Regions from separate parts of the Homo sapiens genome. Here region 1 is linked to region 2. The links are chromatin loops, found by intact Hi-C in ENCODE. Cell type or tissue: PC-3. All regions are shown on one strand. Each heading gives the region's core, and the rest is flanking DNA. Links, peaks and the distances in the headings are about the cores only.

The links. A loop is a pair of places that touch in the nucleus more often than their neighbours do. Peaks named below come from ENCODE experiments on the same cell type or tissue, not always from the same donor. Only the 100,000 strongest peaks of a DNase experiment are listed, where the experiment ranks them.
Region 1: a loop joins it to region 2, with 10 times the contacts of the local background. A loop is called at or near these places in 28 of 110 quality-filtered maps.

Annotation. Positions count from the first base shown.
Region 1 is chr6:136,842,663-136,851,638 of GRCh38, reverse strand. It overlaps PEX7 (peroxisomal biogenesis factor 7), which reads right to left. Exons shown (of 10, transcript NM_000288.4): 4 at 5,947-6,024; 5 at 5,458-5,566. Among named protein-coding and RNA genes, the nearest start is that of PEX7, 25 kb to the right of the region's middle. In PC-3, for the core only: a CTCF peak has its summit at 5,410 (motif pointing left); no DNase peak of the experiment used is centred there.
Region 2 is chr6:137,010,719-137,018,718 of GRCh38, reverse strand. IL20RA (interleukin 20 receptor subunit alpha) reads left to right here. Exons shown (of 7, transcript NM_014432.4): 2 at 1,616-1,751; 3 at 7,267-7,445. Among named protein-coding and RNA genes, the nearest start is that of NHEG1, 21 kb to the right of the region's middle. RefSeq lists an enhancer at 1,570-1,739. In PC-3, for the core only: a CTCF peak has its summit at 4,674; DNase peaks (open chromatin) are centred at 4,688 and 5,438; H3K27ac peaks cover 1,449 bases.

The DNA.
Region 1 (8,976 bases), core at 588-8,587, 170 kb after region 2:
AATAGGAACACTTTTACACTGTTGGTGGGACTGTAAACTAGTTCAACCATTGTGGAAGTCAGTGTGGCAATTCCTCAGGGATCTAGAACTAGAAATACCATTTGACCCAGCCATCCCATTACTGGGTATATACCCAAAGGACTATAAATCATGCTGCTATAAAGACACATGCACACGTATGTTTATTGCGGCACTATTAACAATAGCAAAGACTTGGAACCAACCCAAATGTCCAACAATGATAGACTGGATTAAGAAAATGTGGCACATATACACCATGGAATACTATGCAGCCATAAAAAATGATGAGTTCATGTCCTTTGTAGGGACATGGATGAAATTGGAAACCATCATTCTCAGTAAACTATCGCAAGAACAAAAAACCAAACACCGCATATTCTCACTCATAGGTGGGAATTGAACAATGAGATCACATGGACACAGGAAGGGGAATATCACACTCTGGGGACTGTGGTGGGGTCGGGGGAGGGGGGAGGGATAGCATTGGGAGATATACCTAATGCTAGATGACACGTTAGTGGGTGCAGCGCACCAGCATGGCACATGTATACATATGTAACTAACCTGCACAATGTGCACATGTACCCTAAAACTTAGAGTATAATAAAAAAAAAAAAAATTAAAAATAAAAAAAAAATAAAAAAAAAAGACAGCAGAAATAAATATCTTTAGACAATGCAAAAAAAAAAAAAAAAAAAAACCATCAGTTTTGATCTGAGGGCAGTAGTTTGCCAACTTGTGCTCTATTCCAAGGTTTCTTTGACTTAGTCTTTCCTAGGTGCTCTGATTTACTGCAATGGCTTTAGTTACCAATTCTAAGCCAATGATACAATTTTTATTCATGAGGCCAGAGTTCTCAGCTCCAAGCTCAACCTGCTCATTGACAAGCAGATGCGTGTCTCACAGGTTCTGAAACAGTGTTGTAAAACAAAACTCAAGACCTTCTCTTTCAAACATGTATCATATCTCAGTTATAACATTACCATCCATGAATTTGTCCTTGCCAGAAATCTAGGAATTATTCTTTAGGAGTTGGAATCATTGAAAAGTAATCTGAACCACAGCTAACTCTTGTCAAGAGGTTGATGAAGTAAAGTCCTAAACATGGAAAGGAATAATCGGTACCAGCCACTGCAAAAACATGCCAAATTGTAAAGCCCATCGAGGCTAGGAAGAAACTGCATCAACTAACGAGCAAAATAACCAGCTAACATCATAATGACAGGATCAAATTCACACATAACAATATTAACCTTAAATGTAAATGGGCTAAATGCTCCAATTAAAAGACACAGACTGGCAAATTGGATAAAGAGTCAAGACCCATCAGTGGGCTGTATTCAGGAGACCCATCTCACGTGCAGAGACACATAAAGGCTCAAAATAAAGGGATGAAGGAAGATCTACCAAGCAAATGGAAAACAAAAAAAAAAGCAGAGGTTGCAATCCTAGTCTCTGATAAAACAGACTTTTTTTTTACAACAAAGATCAGAAGAGACAAAGAAGGCCATTACATAATGGTAAAGGGATCAATGCAACAAGAAGAGCTAACTATCCTAAATATATATGCACCCAATACAGGAGCACCCAGATTCATAAAGCAAGTCCTTAGAGACCTACAAAGAGACTTAGACTCCCACACAATAATAATGGGAGACTTTAACACCCCACTGTCAACATTAGACAGATCAACGAGACAGAAAGTTAACAAGGATATCCAGGAATTAAACTCAGCTCTGCACCAAGCAGACCTAACAGACATCTACAGAACTCTCCACCCCAGATCAACTGAATATACATTCTTCTCAGCACCACATCACACTTATTCCAAAACTGACCACATACTTGGAAGCAAAGCACTCCTCAGCAAATGTAAACGAACAGAAATTATAACAAACTTTCTCCCGGACCACAGTGCAATCAAACTAGAACTCAGGATTAAGAAACTCACTCAAAACCACAGAACTACATGGACACTGAACAACCCGCTCCTGAATGACTACTGGATACATAACGAAATGAAGGCAGAAATAAAGATGTTCTTTGAAACCAATGAGAACAAAGACACAACATACCAGAATCTCTGGGACACATTTAAAGCAGTGTGTAGAGGGAAATTCATAGCACTAAATGCCCACAAGAGAAAGAAGGAAAGATCTAAAATTGACACCCTAACATCACAATTAAAAGAACTAGAGAAGCAAGAGCAAACACATTCAAAAGCTAGCAGAAGGCAACAAATAACTGAGATCAGAGCAGAACTGAAGGAGATAGAGACACAAAAAACCCTTCAAAAAAATCAATGAATCCAGGAGCTGGTTTTTTGAAAAGATCAACAAAATTGATAGACCACTAGCAAGACTAATAAAGAAGAAAAGGGAGAAGAATCAAATAGACACTATAAAAAATGATAAAGGGGATATCACCACCAATCCCACAGAAATAAAAACTACCATCAGAGAATACTATAAACACCTCTATGCAAATAAACTAGAAAATCTAGAAGAAATGGATAAATTCCTTGACACATACACCCTCCCAAGACTAAACCAGGAAGAAGCTGAACCCCTGAATACACCAATAACAGGCTCTGAAATTGAGGCAATAATTAATAGCCTACCAACCAAGAAAACTCCAGAACCAGACAGATTCACAGCCGAATTCTACCAGAGGTATAAAGAGGAGCTGGTACCATTCCTTCTGAAACTATTCCAATCAATAGAACAAGACGGAATCCTCCTTAACTCATTTTATGAGGCCAGCAGCATACTGATACCAAAGCCTGGTAGAGACACAACAAAAAAAAGAGAATTTTAGACCAATATCCCTGATGAACATCAATGCAAAAATCCTCAGTAAAATACTGGCAAACTGAATCTAGCAGCACATCAAAAAGCTTATCCACCAAGATCAAGTTGGCTTCATCCCTGGGATGCAAGGCTGGTTCAACATACACAAATCAATAAATGTAATCCATCATATAAACAGAACCAAAGACAAAAACCACATGATTATCTCAACAGATGCAGAAAAGGCCTTTGACCAAATTGAACAGCCCTTCGTGCTAAAAACTCTCAATAAACTAGGTATTGATGGGATGTATCTCAAAATAATAAGAGCTATTTATGACAAACCCACAGCCAATATGATAATATTTACTGAATGGGTAAAAACTGGAAGCATTCCCTTTGAAAACTGGCACAAGATAGGGATGCCCTCTCTCACCACTCCTATTCAACATAGTGTTGGAAGTTCTGGCCAGGGCAATTAGGCAGGAGAAAGAAATAAAGGGTATTCAATTAGGAAAAGAGGAAGTCAAATTGTCCCTGTTTGCAGATGACATGATTGTGTATTTAGAAAACCCCACCGTCTCAGCCCAAAATCTCAAGCTGATAAGCAGCTTCAGCAAAGTCTCAGGATACAAAATCAATGTGCAAGAATCACAAGCATTCCTATACACCAATAACAGACAAAAAGAGAGCCAAATCATGAGTGAACTCCCATTCACAATTGCTACAAAGGGAATAAAATACCTAGGAATCCAACTTACAAGGGATGTGAAGGACCTCTTCAAGGAGAACTACAAACCACTCCTCAACGAAATAAAAGAGGACACAAACAAATGGAAAAACATTCTATGCTTATTGATAGGAAGAATCAATATCGTGAAAATGGCCATACTGCCCAAGGTAATTTATAGATTCAATGCCATCCCCATCAAGCTGCCAATGACTTTCTTCACAGAATTGGAAAAAACTATTTTAAAGTTCCTATGGAACCAAAAAAGAGCCCACATTGCCAAGACAATCCTAGGCCAAAAGAACAAAGCTGGAGGCATCAAGCTACCTGACTTCAAACTATACTACAAGGCTACAGTAATCAAAACAGCATGGTACTGGTACCAAAACAGAGATCTAGACCAATGGAACAGAACAGAGCCCTCAGAAATAATGCCGCATATCTACAACTATCTGATCTTTGACAAACCTGAGAAAAACAAGCAATGGGGAAAGGATTCCCTATTTAATAAATGGTGCTGGGAAAACTGGCTAGCCATATGTAGAAAGCTGAAACTGGATCCCTTCCTTACACCTTATACAAAAATTAATTCAAGATGGATTAAAGACTTACATGTTAGACCTAAAACCATAAAAACCCTAGAAGAAAACCTAGGCAATACCATTCAGGACATAGGCATGGGCAAGGATTTCATGTCTAAAACACCAAAAGCAATGGCAACAAAAGCCAAAATTGACAAATGGGATCTAATTAAACTAAAGAGCTTCTGCACAGCAAAAGAAACTACCATCAGAGTGAACAGGCAACCTACGAAATGGGAGAAAATTTCTGCAATCTACTCATCTGACAAAAGGCTAATATCCAGAATCTACAAAAAACTTAAAAACAAATTTACAAGAAAAAATCAAACAACCCCATCAAAAAGTGGGCAAAGGATATGAACAGACACTTCTCAAAAGAAGACATTTATGCAGCCAACAGACACATGAAAAAATGCTCATCATCACTGGCCTTCAGAGAAATGCAAATCAAAACCACAATGAGATACCATCTCACGCCAGTTAGAATGGCGATCATCAAAAAGTCAGGAAACAACAGGTGCTGGAGAGGATGTGGAGAAATAGGAACACTTTTATACTGTTGGTGGGACTGTAAACTAGTTCAACCATTGTGGAAGACAGTGTGGCGATTCCTCAAGGATCTAGAACTAGAAATACCATTTGACCCAGCCATTCCATTTACTGGATATATACCCAAAGATTATAAATCATGCTGCTATAAAGACATGCATATGTATGTTTACTGCGGCGCTATGCACAATAACAAAGACTTGGAACCAACCCAAATGTCCAACAATGATAGACTGGATCAAGAAAATGTGGCACATATACACCATGGAATACTATGCAGCCATAAAAAAGGATGAGTTCATGTCCTTTGTAGGGACATGGACAAAGCTGGAAACCATCATTCTGAGCAAACTATTCCAAGGACAGAAAACCAAACACCGCATGTTCTCACTCATAGGTGGGAAGTGAACAATGAGAACACTTGGACACAGGATGGGGAACATCACACACCGGGGCCTGTCATGGGGTGGGGGAAGGGGGGAGAGATAGCATTAGGAGATATATCCAATGTAAATGATGAGTTAATGGGTGCAGCACACCAACATGGCACACATGCACACACATGTAACAAACCCGCACGTTGTGCACATGTACCCTAGAACTTAAAGTATAATAATAAAAATAAAAAAATAAAAATAAAAAAAGAAGTAAAGTCTTAAGAACACAAAAGAATAGTAATATTCTCCTGTTTTCTCTCTGAAGCTAAGGTACACAGCGCCACCTAATGGTAAAAACAAGGCCACCATTCACTACAAGTAAGGCTTTTGGTAAATACAGAATAATTTACCTGAGGCTGAAGCAAAACAACCAGGGATGTGGGGAGACCAGATTGTGCTATAAATAATACTTTCATGGCCTCTAAAGGTGCACAGAGACTTTCCAACAGTTGGATCCCACTACAAATAAATGAATAGATCAATTACTTGAGGGATAAATTCAAATTTATGCTTTTACATATACTACATACACCAATAAACTATATACATTTATATATATGCATACAATATATATACAGATCTCAAGGATTTTTAAAGATCTGTTTTGATATAAAGCAAGACTGTATTTAAGGGCCAAACTAATGCTGAGCTAACTATTAGTTCACAGCCAAAAGATTAGAAAATTTTAAGTTCTAATAAGTGTTTTAATTTTTTTTTTAAAAGAAAGCTCAGCTGTCGAATCATAGAGCTACAGAAGTATGTTGGAAAAAGAGAAGAAAATTTAGTGGAAGCTCTAGAGAAGGGAATATTCGTTTTTGAATACAATAATGCTAACATACCAATTTGACAGTTTGATCCCATGAGCCAGACACCACAAGCTGTTCACCTCTGGTTTGGCTCCAATCAACACTATACACCTAAAAACATTGAAAAGTGTTTAGAAAGCAAAAGACCATCAAGTTCAACATTGCATTTTATCTCTTGTTACATAACAATGAGAGGCAGAACAACTAATTTACTATGTCAAAACATCAAATAATTCCTATCCATCTCAACAAGGTGTCTGAGAAATGAAAAGTTGATCTTGTCCATTCCTCCAGACTTATTCCTTACAGATAAGACTCCATTCTGCTTTCACAGAATTCTACAGTATACTTCCAAACCTTCTTCACTAAAACAAATTATACATATTTTAAAACCTACCAACAAATCACTGTTTGCAGCCCCACGAAGAAATGTCAAAGCAGATTAGAAAGTTAGTCATCTAAAAAAGCTTGCTGGGTCAATGTTTATTGGAAAGCATTAAAATTCAATTAATATCCCTATCTGGCCTTTCTTAGAAAAAGCTTGCAGGAACCAGGTGATCCTTCCAGATCTCTTGGTAAACAGTTTTAGTTATCCAATGCTGCTATTCTAAAGTATATGCTTCACTGCTCTCAGTGAACCATTTCAAATGAACTACTTGAAAACTTTTGGAAATGTTTTCATTCTTTCATTTTATACAACAGATTATACACAGATCACTGCTGTAAACTAAGTTCAACAAAATATGTGCATAATTATACTTTATGAAATTAGTCCTGACAAGGACCTGAGTATATGCCATTGGTATATCACATTGGTGATCAGCCAGCAGGTTACTTTGAATCTTACTACTCTCTCCCACATATACGTAGGAAGTATGAGTATCTGGGCTTAAGCCGCTTACATGTGGGTTACTTTCTCTCTGCTGCCCAGTACTATATTGAGCCATGTTGGAGGCTGAGGAAAAAAAACATCAGTAATACTGATCCCGTCACTTATAGGTGGAATCTAAAAAAGTCAAACTTAGAGAAACATACAGTAGAGTAGTGTTTGCCAGGGGCTGGGGGTGGGGGAAATGGGGATATGTTGGTCAAAGGATACAAACTTTTAGTTATAAGATGAATAATTTCTAGAGATTCAATGTACACCATGGTAACTATTATAAATAATAATGTATTACTGAATACTTGAAATTTGCTGAGAGTAGATCTGAAATGTTCTTATCTCACACACAAGAAAATGGTAACCATTCAAGTGATGGATATGTTAATTAGCTTGACTGTAGGAATCATTACTCAAGATATATTTAGATCAAAACCCTAAGCTGTACAACTTAGATTTTTCTTTTTTTTTTTCCAAAACAGGGTCTTGCGCAGTCGCCCAGGCTGGAGTGCAGTGGGCACAATCTCAGCTCACTGCAGCGATGACCTCCTGGGCTCAAGCGGTCCTCCCACACCTCAGCCTCCTAAGTAGCTGGAGTCACGCTTGCGTGCCACCACACCCAGCTAATTTTTTTCTTATTTTCTGTAGAGACAGTGTCTCACCATGTTCCCCAGGCTGGTCTCAAACTCCTAGGCTCAAGCAGTCCTACCGCCTCAGCCTCCCAAAGTGCTAGGTTTACAGGCATGAGCCACCGTGCCCAGCCTACAAATTTTTATTTGCCAATCATAATAAACCTGGAAAAAAGTTTAATAAAATTAATATTAAGCTTCAAAAAAAGTAAAATATCGATATTTTGTTCATAATGGGTTTTTTGCATTAATTTTTATTTTTAAAAACATTAACAAATTATCTTGATTATCAAGTTTTTTGGGGCCCCCTTAAATTGTGTACCTAGAGTGAGTGCCTCACACATTCTACCCTAGTCCTGGCCCTGCCTCTGCCCATATTCACGCAAAAGACAGAAGAGTAGTTGGAACACTAAAGGAAGCACAATCCAGCAACAGACAGCAGCTATAAAAGGAATAGAAGGGCCAGTGAAAACCAAAGAGCTGCTGTGGCCATCTGTTAGTTATGGATAGAAAAAAGGCTGGTTTGGAAGCAATCACTGAAGATCTTGAGAGCTAAAGAGTTTGATTTTATCCTCTAAATTTCGCCTACAAAGGACCATATAGTAAATGGTAAGTTTCTTCAAAAAAGGTACATTTCTTCTATAAAGGGCCATATGGTAAATACTTTAGATTTTACAGGCTATTTGGTCACTGTCACAACTACTAAACCCAGCTCTTATAGCACACACCAAGCAGCCATAGTCAATACCGAATGAATGCGCATGGCTTGATTCCAAAAAAACTTTATTTGTAAATCTAACTGCAGGCCAGATTTGGTCCTGGTCCACATGACGTAGTTTGCCAACCCCTGCTCTAGGCTGATGTAAACAGTCAAAAATAAAAATAGCAAACCTTTATTGAACACTCTGAGTGTCAGATCCTGTTCATAAGCACTTTATGTATTTTATTTCATTTAATCTTCATTTATATGAAGTAGATACTATATCAAGGCCCAGAGAGGTTAAGTAACTTGTCCAGAGTCCCAAAGCTAGTAAGGTGCAGATATGAAATCTGAACGTGGGCAGCCTAATTGCAGAGTCCACTTTTAATCGCAATGTGAGGCTATCTGTACAGCATGCTACTTGAGGGCACTGTTGAATCAGAACTTCTTGGCTACCTTAAGCCATGATATCAAGGAACTAAAGCTCTACCCCTGCTGGTTTCACCCTTTACTGGAGCTACATTTGGGCCTAGATTGATTCCACTGTGTTTTCATGAATTACCTATACACAGATCTTAAAGCCCCTCTCCACTTGTGAATTTCCATTTATCCATCAAGACGTGCCCCATTACATCCCTTACGAAATAAGCCTCCCCTGATAAGTCCTTCAATGAGTCATATGCTGCCTTCAACAGCAGCTCACACCTACTTCTAACTCAGCATTTACCATATTTTATTTACTAAAAAGAATGTTACATAACTCACATACCTGCTAGATTTTGGAGACTCCTAATGAGCAAAACATCTTGTACATCTATGTTCATCACAGTAAAATAGGCACTCAAACATTGGTT
Region 2 (8,000 bases), core at 1-8,000:
AACCTAGTAGTACCACAAAGCAGTATTAAATCATTGATAAATATTCACTCTATGTAATCTCCAGAAAATACCAACACCACTTGCTACCCAATGGTTCCAAAGAATTACAAGAAGAAATCAAAGACTGATGTTGGGCAGGCTATGTCCTTTTGAGATTCCCCTACCCCTAACACACACACACACACACACACACACACACACACACGCACACGGCAGTGGTCAATTGATTGTGCTTCTCTGTAACATTTTTTAAAAAAATAAAACAAAATTTTTTAAATGAGCAAGGTTAAAAGTAGGAGTCATGACAATTATAACACAAGCATACCTACACTCAGCCATCTTTACACTAAAGAGCTAATTTTGCTTAGAATCAGGGTGATATTACAAAGTTTAATTCTAAAGTAAATAATTTTTCTTTTCACTTGGCTTGCAAAATAACAATACATTGTATAGAACTAATCTTAACTAAGGATTACCTCACACATAATTCCTTTCTCTGACATTAGTCCCAGCTACTTTACTCAAGAATTATGATCCTTAGCCAAGATTGGACCTGCCATCAGTGACTGAACTAAATTTTATTTCCTAAGTTTGATTGGCAGTATTAATATTTTATATTTTTCAAGTTCATTGATTGACTAGAATGTGCATATTTGTGACAGGATAAGTTGTTCATAAAACCTGATTGGTTATCACTCCGTGCTTTGTGATCTTTCCAATATTTTAAATTAATATTTTGATTCCTACATATTACCACTGAATTTTTTCATTTACTTTAATCCAAGGATTATCTTTGCTTTATTTTATAAGAAAGTAGCCTCTCCTTTCCTTTTCCAAGTTTTTAGTAGTTTCTCAATTCTTTACCATTTCTCTACAAGGATTTCTGTAAATTAATCCTCTAGGATACAGTTTTTCTTAGAGTGCACCTATGTGAACATATCAGTGTTTATTTAAATAAATTGTCTTATTTCATTGGTTCCTTTTCTAATTATTGCTTTACTATATTCTTTAGTAAAGGCAGTCCCAATTCTAACCTTTGAAACTCTGGCCTCTCGGGGTCACCTACTCTAAATTTTGTTTTTATATTTAATAAAGAGATTGTTTTAGTTCTCTGCTGTGCATAACAAACTACCCCCAAAACTTAGTGGTTTAAAACAATCATTTTATTATTTCTTAAATTTCTGGGGATTAACTGGGGCTCTGCCAGATGATTCTTCTGCTGATCTCACACGAGGTCTCTCATGCAGCTTCAGCCTGTGACAGAAGGGGCTAGAATGGCCACAGTAACTTCATTGTGGCCCCTTAATTGGAAGGCTGGGCTCAGCTGGGACACCAGGACAACTGAGCCTCTCTTCGTGCAATCTCTCAACATGGTCTCTCCAGCAAGTTAGCTGTTATTTTACATAGCAACTCGGGAATTTTTTTGAAAAGCAAAAGTCCTGGCTTAGTCCCAGAGCCACCTCTGCCACATTCTCTTTTCCATTTCAGAGATGTTACATAGGGCATGCATACTGGAAGGCCGTATTGGGGGCCATCTCTGGAGACTAGCTGCTACAGGAATCATGTTTTCCTTTTCTGCTACTAAGACCTCAATTCCTTTCTGCTCCTTTTTCAGTTCCCTGTGTCTCTGGTGGTTTGCCTAAACCTGCAAACATCACCTTCTTATCCATCAACATGAAGAATGTCCTACAATGGACTCCACCAGAGGGTCTTCAAGGAGTTAAAGTTACTTACACTGTGCAGTATTTCATGTAAGTTTCTTCTTTTCCTTTTGGCTAGCTTACAAACACAAGACTCAGACTCTTGTGAATTGTGTAAAGATAAACTCTCCGTGGTATTAAATGTGTTTGAAAAAGAGAAAAGTTTTAGATATTTCAGGTTAAGTTTTCTGGATGTTTTGTAAGATTAAATTAGAAAACAGTTTCTTCATGGAGACAGAGGCATTGGGGGGCTCAGGCAAGGCAAGGTTATTTAGACAGAGAAAAGAAGTTTCTAATAATAAAACATTATTAGGTGGCTGAGCAAACAAGGCAATCCATCATCTTGAAATTTCTAAGCTGTTTGGAATTATAGGCATCCTTAGACTCCTTGAAACCGCGTGCACATTTGGTGTGATCAGCTGTTGCACTTAAAGATAGCAGTGAATAGACATTTCATCTGGCCCTCAAAACTCATTGCAAGCAGGAAAGAATGCAAGACAGATAGTCAGTGTCCATCTTCAGAGAAACAAAGGAAATGGCCACAACCCTGACCACAAACTAGGAACCATCCAAGCCAAATCTTGTGGAATCTGAAGAAAAACAGCTGCAGAAACTGAAGGCAAACCTACCTACACCTTCCCAGCTCCAACCACAGGAAATGATTTCACAAAATAAGTATCACAGTGCAAAGAGGCCCACCTAACAATCTGAGAGCATGGAAATCTAAGGATTGCCACCACCAGAAATTAAGGAAATGTCCCCATGGAGCCCCAGCTGGGTGCCACAGAATATCAGAGGTGGTGAAACTGAAATAGAAATCAGGCACACAGGACATGTCCATTGTGGAGGCCCTGTCACAGCCCAGGGAGAAGCTGGGAATGAGCCGGGGTCAGGAGGAAAGGGAGGTGGCACTGGCTGGGAGGCAGCCCAGGAAGGCTACGACATCAGCCTCCTGCAGCCCAAAACCTGAGGGCAGACAGGCTTCACAGGGAGCAAAGGGAATAATGGATTTGGTGAGAGGGTGTTTGATGGAAACAGAAGTTTAAAATTATGGAGAGCATTGGCCGGACACGGTGGCTCTCACCTGTAATCTCAGCACTTTAGGAGGCCAAGACTTCTGGATCGCATGAGCTCACAAGTTCAAAACCAACCTGTGCAACATGACAAAACCCTGTCTCTACAAAAAATACAAAAATTAGCCGGTCATGATAGTGCATGCCTGTAGTCCCATCTACTTGGGATGCTGAGGTGGGAGGATGGCTTGAGCTGGAAGGTGGAGGTTCCAGTGAGCTGAGATCATGCCACTGCTCTCCAGTCTGGACAATAAAGCCAAGTCTTTTCACAAACAAACAAACAAACAAACAAACAAAAATTATGGAGAGCAAAAGCTCATTATCTGAGCCCTATTCTTATATCCATTTGCCTGTTCAACAAACAGCTGGCCCCACTCAAAAAGTAATAGTCCCAAGGGAACTAGCATAGCGCCTATTCATAATTACTGGAAGGGGGAAAGAAGAAAACAGAATACAAGTTTCCAGAAAGCTTTGCTATGGAAGTAAGGAAGAATTAAAATAAATAACAGTCCATAATTTTGTTAGAGTGCATAAACAACAGGATCTGTAAAGGTAAAACTCAAAGAAGAGAAAACAGTGAAAGAAGAGTTTCTAAGACAACAGGGAGAACATGCTTTTTTTTAAGGAAGTGTGCAGAGCTTAGGAAAATGCTGGAATATAAAAATACTGTATCAAGATGAAAAACCTGTTAGAGCTAAGTGATAGTAATGGTTGAACAGGTAATAAAAACTGTTTGGAACTGTGTATCATAAATGTGTGGTGTGTCTAGAAAAAAATTGGTAAAAACAATAGCAAGACATATCCTGGTGAAGTTATTGGACTTTAAGATAATTAAATGATTCATGGCCATTTTAGCAAAAGCAGAACTCAAGTTGAGAGAAAGGGAGAATTTCAATCTGGCAACACTCAACAGAATATATCTTGTGAGGAAAAGACAAGTATAACCTAAGACTCTTACGAAGTTCAGTAGACTGGTGTTTGGAAGCAGGTGGGAACTCAGGAGATCACTTTTCTGAGATCTTCCTGGAGGATGAGGTGGAGCACTAACTAAAGACGACCTCCAGCTAACAGAGAGATAAAGACAAACCCAAAAGAAGAACTTAGTGATGACCAAAAGACTGGTAGCATGCATGGAATTCATCTCAGTGTAGAACTAAGACTAAATAGTGATGGAAATGTAATTATAGAAGTTTCTTAGAAATAATTTGAATTTAAACAATAATATAAGGTGGAAAAGGGGGGGGGAACTATAAGTGTACTGATTTTCATAGCCAGAAGCCATTAAATGTCATCTAAAATGACAATATTTTATTATTTTAATAATTAACCTCTCAATATTTTTCACAAACCATTTTCTTAATTTAAAAGCTCTTTTAGGAACAAATATGTCTTGTGGTGACAAACATTTGCACTTCTGTAGTTTCTTTAATCTCACTTCAATTTCTTTTTTCTATCAAAGTTCAAGGCACATTGAATTGACTACTTTTATTAAAACCATATGTATGGTATAATCTAATTTTTGTCCATCTATTCTGCTATCATATCGTCCTTCTGTTTATACAGAAGCACAATGAGATATCCAGAATCATACACACCAAATGTTCCAGGGTAATGGGTTTTAGGATGATTTGTTTCTCTTTTGATTATACTTTCTGAATTGTTTGATTGTTTGAATTAAAAAAATTTACCATATTTTCAAAAAAGAATAAAGTCAGTTTTGTCTTTGAAAAAAAAATTCAGATAACTAAAACCAGTGAAAGACTTCAGCAGCGACTCACAGTGACCTCATTTATCTAGAACCTCATTCTCATTTCCAAGGAGTTTCTCAGGAGCCAGTGTTAGAGGAAAGAAATCACTTTGCAGAGAAAAGGCTCGTGAGCATGTCCTTGCCTCCTTATCCATTAGGTGGAGCAAAGAGCTTGCTCTGTCCTTTATGTTTTATGTGATCCAGAAAGGGATTTTTAAAAAATAGACAAGAGTCATCACTGCTTCGTGTGAGCAGATCACTCAGATTGTGCAACTTTTAAAAATATGTTTTTAAAAAGAAGCTTGCGATGTTGGAGTTCTTACATGCCTGTGCATGTGAAAGAGGGACAGGAATATAAGACAATGTATTTCACTGCCAGAGGGCTCCAAGCTCAGCTCTGGAGTCAGACAGTCCCCAGTTCATAGCCAGGCTATGAACCTAGCTGGGAAGGTTACAGATTATACTTTTATACTTTTGAGTGAAGTTTGTTTCCAAGGTGAAAATTTTCCAAAAGTTTAAATTCTATCCACCAAAACAATTAATGCAAAAAAATAGAATGTAGCACTAAAAACAGAAGTTTTGGCGTCAGGGAAGAGTGGTTCAAATCCCAGGAATGCTGTTTACTAGTCATGTGAATTTGAGTGGATCCCTTAATCTCCCTGAGCCTCAGCTGTCTCATCTGTAAAATGGGATGAAAATAAGAGTACCTACCCCCTAGGGTTGTTATGATAATTAGTGAGATAAAGCTTGTAAATCAGAGACCACTGAGGGCCCCATATGGCTGTTTGCCATGCGTGAGTGTCATTACTGGAATATTTGCTGAGTGATTCTGGTCATCATTCATTTATTTTGTTGAAAATCTTGTAAAGAGCCTTTTCTCCTGCATCAGCATCTGTCATGGGAAGCTGCCTTGCCTTTGGCAGAGTGAGGAAGTTTGAGGAGGGAGGGGCCACATAGGCAATGGCAATAGTCTTCAAGCCACAATTCAGGACTCTTTGATGACTCATGAAATGAATGTTGAGGGATATTATTTTTAATGGAAAGGAATGGAATGGTGTGGAATGGACTGGAATGAAAAATAACTGAATGCAAGGCATGTGGTAAAGTTTAAATATTTTCTTGTACAATTTTTGTTTTAATATGTTAGATAGTTTTATATTTTGTGAGCTGAATCACAATATAAAATGTATTTTTCTTTTCCCTGTGGATCATGGTCAAAAAAAAAAATTGAAAGCCCTTAAGTAACAGTGATCACTTGGATGGAGAAGTTGATCAGTAAGATCTGACTATATTTCTGATGTCTTTTGGTAGGTATGGTACTTAGGAAATGGGAAACATTTACTTTCAGAAATCTGTTGCCATATTCTGAAAAGAGAAAATATCCTTAAGCTTTGGCAATACATGGACATATCCTCTTTCTCAAGACACACTCTTCCCTTGACCTTTATGATATTTTTTTCTCATCCCTCTTTAGTTGCTATTTCCAGGTCTTCTTTCTATCCAACCTTTAAATCTTGACGCTCCTGAAATTTTATCCTAGACTTTATTTTGTTTCCATGGATCATTCATTCATGCTTGTGCCATCAATGAGCAGTTTGATGACATTGACTCCAAAATCCCTACCTCCCACACACATGTCTCTCCTGAGACCCATTGCCCACTGGGCATCTGCAGTGGGATATCTCTAACATACTCAGGCTCAAGGCATCAAAAGTGAACATCTTATCTTCCCCTCCTGCTCTGCCTCCCCATCCATTTCCCAAATCTGTTCTGTCTCAGTGCTCTTTTTCGTAGTAAATATCACCACCATTCCACCCATCTGCCCCAGACAGAAAGAGACAGCATCCTTAACACCTTCATTTCCCTAATCTGTTACATGTTTTCTATCACCAAGTCCTATCTCCTAATATTTCTTGCTTTTGTCCTGTCCTTATTTATCCTACTGCCCCTGTCCTTGTCCAAGCGACCTACATCTTCCCCTGGACCACTGTAGTGTCCTCTCAGCTGTTCCCTAGGCTGCCACTTGTAACCCATCACCTTTCCCAAACTGCCTCCCCTGTCCCTTTCACTGGCTTATCACATGTTACCTGAACTCTACACTTCAGTCTCTCCCACCTGAAAAGGGCTGAAAATATTGCCACCTCCCTATTTGCTATGGGGGTTGTGTTTTTAATAAAGAAAAGGAAAATCAGTATGACCAATCTAGTCAATATTATCATCATCACTATAATTATCAAAAATGCAGATTTCTGTATGCACTCCAGCCTCGTGTATTTTCCCTAGAATCATTGATACTTAGATTTTTATATGCTATGAGAACGTCAAAGTAATTTTTCTTCCAAGAAAAAAATGACAAACTGTTCTTCAAACAATCCGTCAAACTGACCTCGTGTACATAGTAGACTAAAAACCTACACAGATAATTACTAGAAGAATTGATCACACAATATGTAAAAATTTCACTGTAGCCAAAGAATAACAGTAAAATATATGCTTCCAAAATATACTGTCCACATTATAATTCACAGAAAGAAAGGTGATTACAGAAACTCTGACTCATGTTCCTGACAGCTGATGAAAAAAATTGCCCACCGCAAAAGTGGATTCTTTTTTATCTCAATGACAGGCACTTTTGTTTTTCTGAAGAGAAGGTCGTCAGTTCCATTCAGTTTTATAAAATGACTGAGTTTTTTTATTGTAAAGTATAGAGGGCACCTCATTATTAATTCAGCTTCTTTCTTAGCAGATATGGGCAAAAGAAATGGCTGAATAAATCAGAATGCAGAAATATCAATAGAACCTACTGTGATCTTTCTGCTGAAACTTCTGACTACGAACACCAGTATTATGCCAAAGTTAAGGCCATTTGGGGAACAAAGTGTTCCAAATGGGCTGAAAGTGGACGGTTCTATCCTTTTTTAGAAAGTAAGTAATGCCATTATTGCAATGGTCAGTTAAACATGTATTCATATCAGGTTTAACAGTCTCAGCCTCACAGACAGCCTTGCCCAGAGGAAGGTACTCTGCTTGGCTGTATTCTGGACCAGTGGGTTGAGTGAGCAGGACAAAGTCCTTAACCTTGCTGGCTCTGAGTCTCACCTTGATTGACTGATTGATTGATTGACTGTAGAGACAGGGCCTCATTATGTTGCCAGGCTGGTCTCAAACTCCTGGGCTCATGCTATCTTCCCACCTCAGCTTCTCAAAGTGTTAGGGTTACAGGCATAAGCCACCGCACCCAGCCTGAGTCTCATCTTTAGAGTGAAAGGTTTAACCAAGTGGTCTCTAAGATCTCTCCCAGATCCAAAATTGATACTAGATGACAATGATATCAAATTTTGACTTTGTCTTACTACTTTGTGGAAGCTATGTAATTTGAGGAACAAAATGACTTTATTTAATGTGGGTTTATGGACTATTAATGTCTCCACAAGATTGATTAAACATTGTCCTGATTATCCACTATGCTTCTTCTTGTAT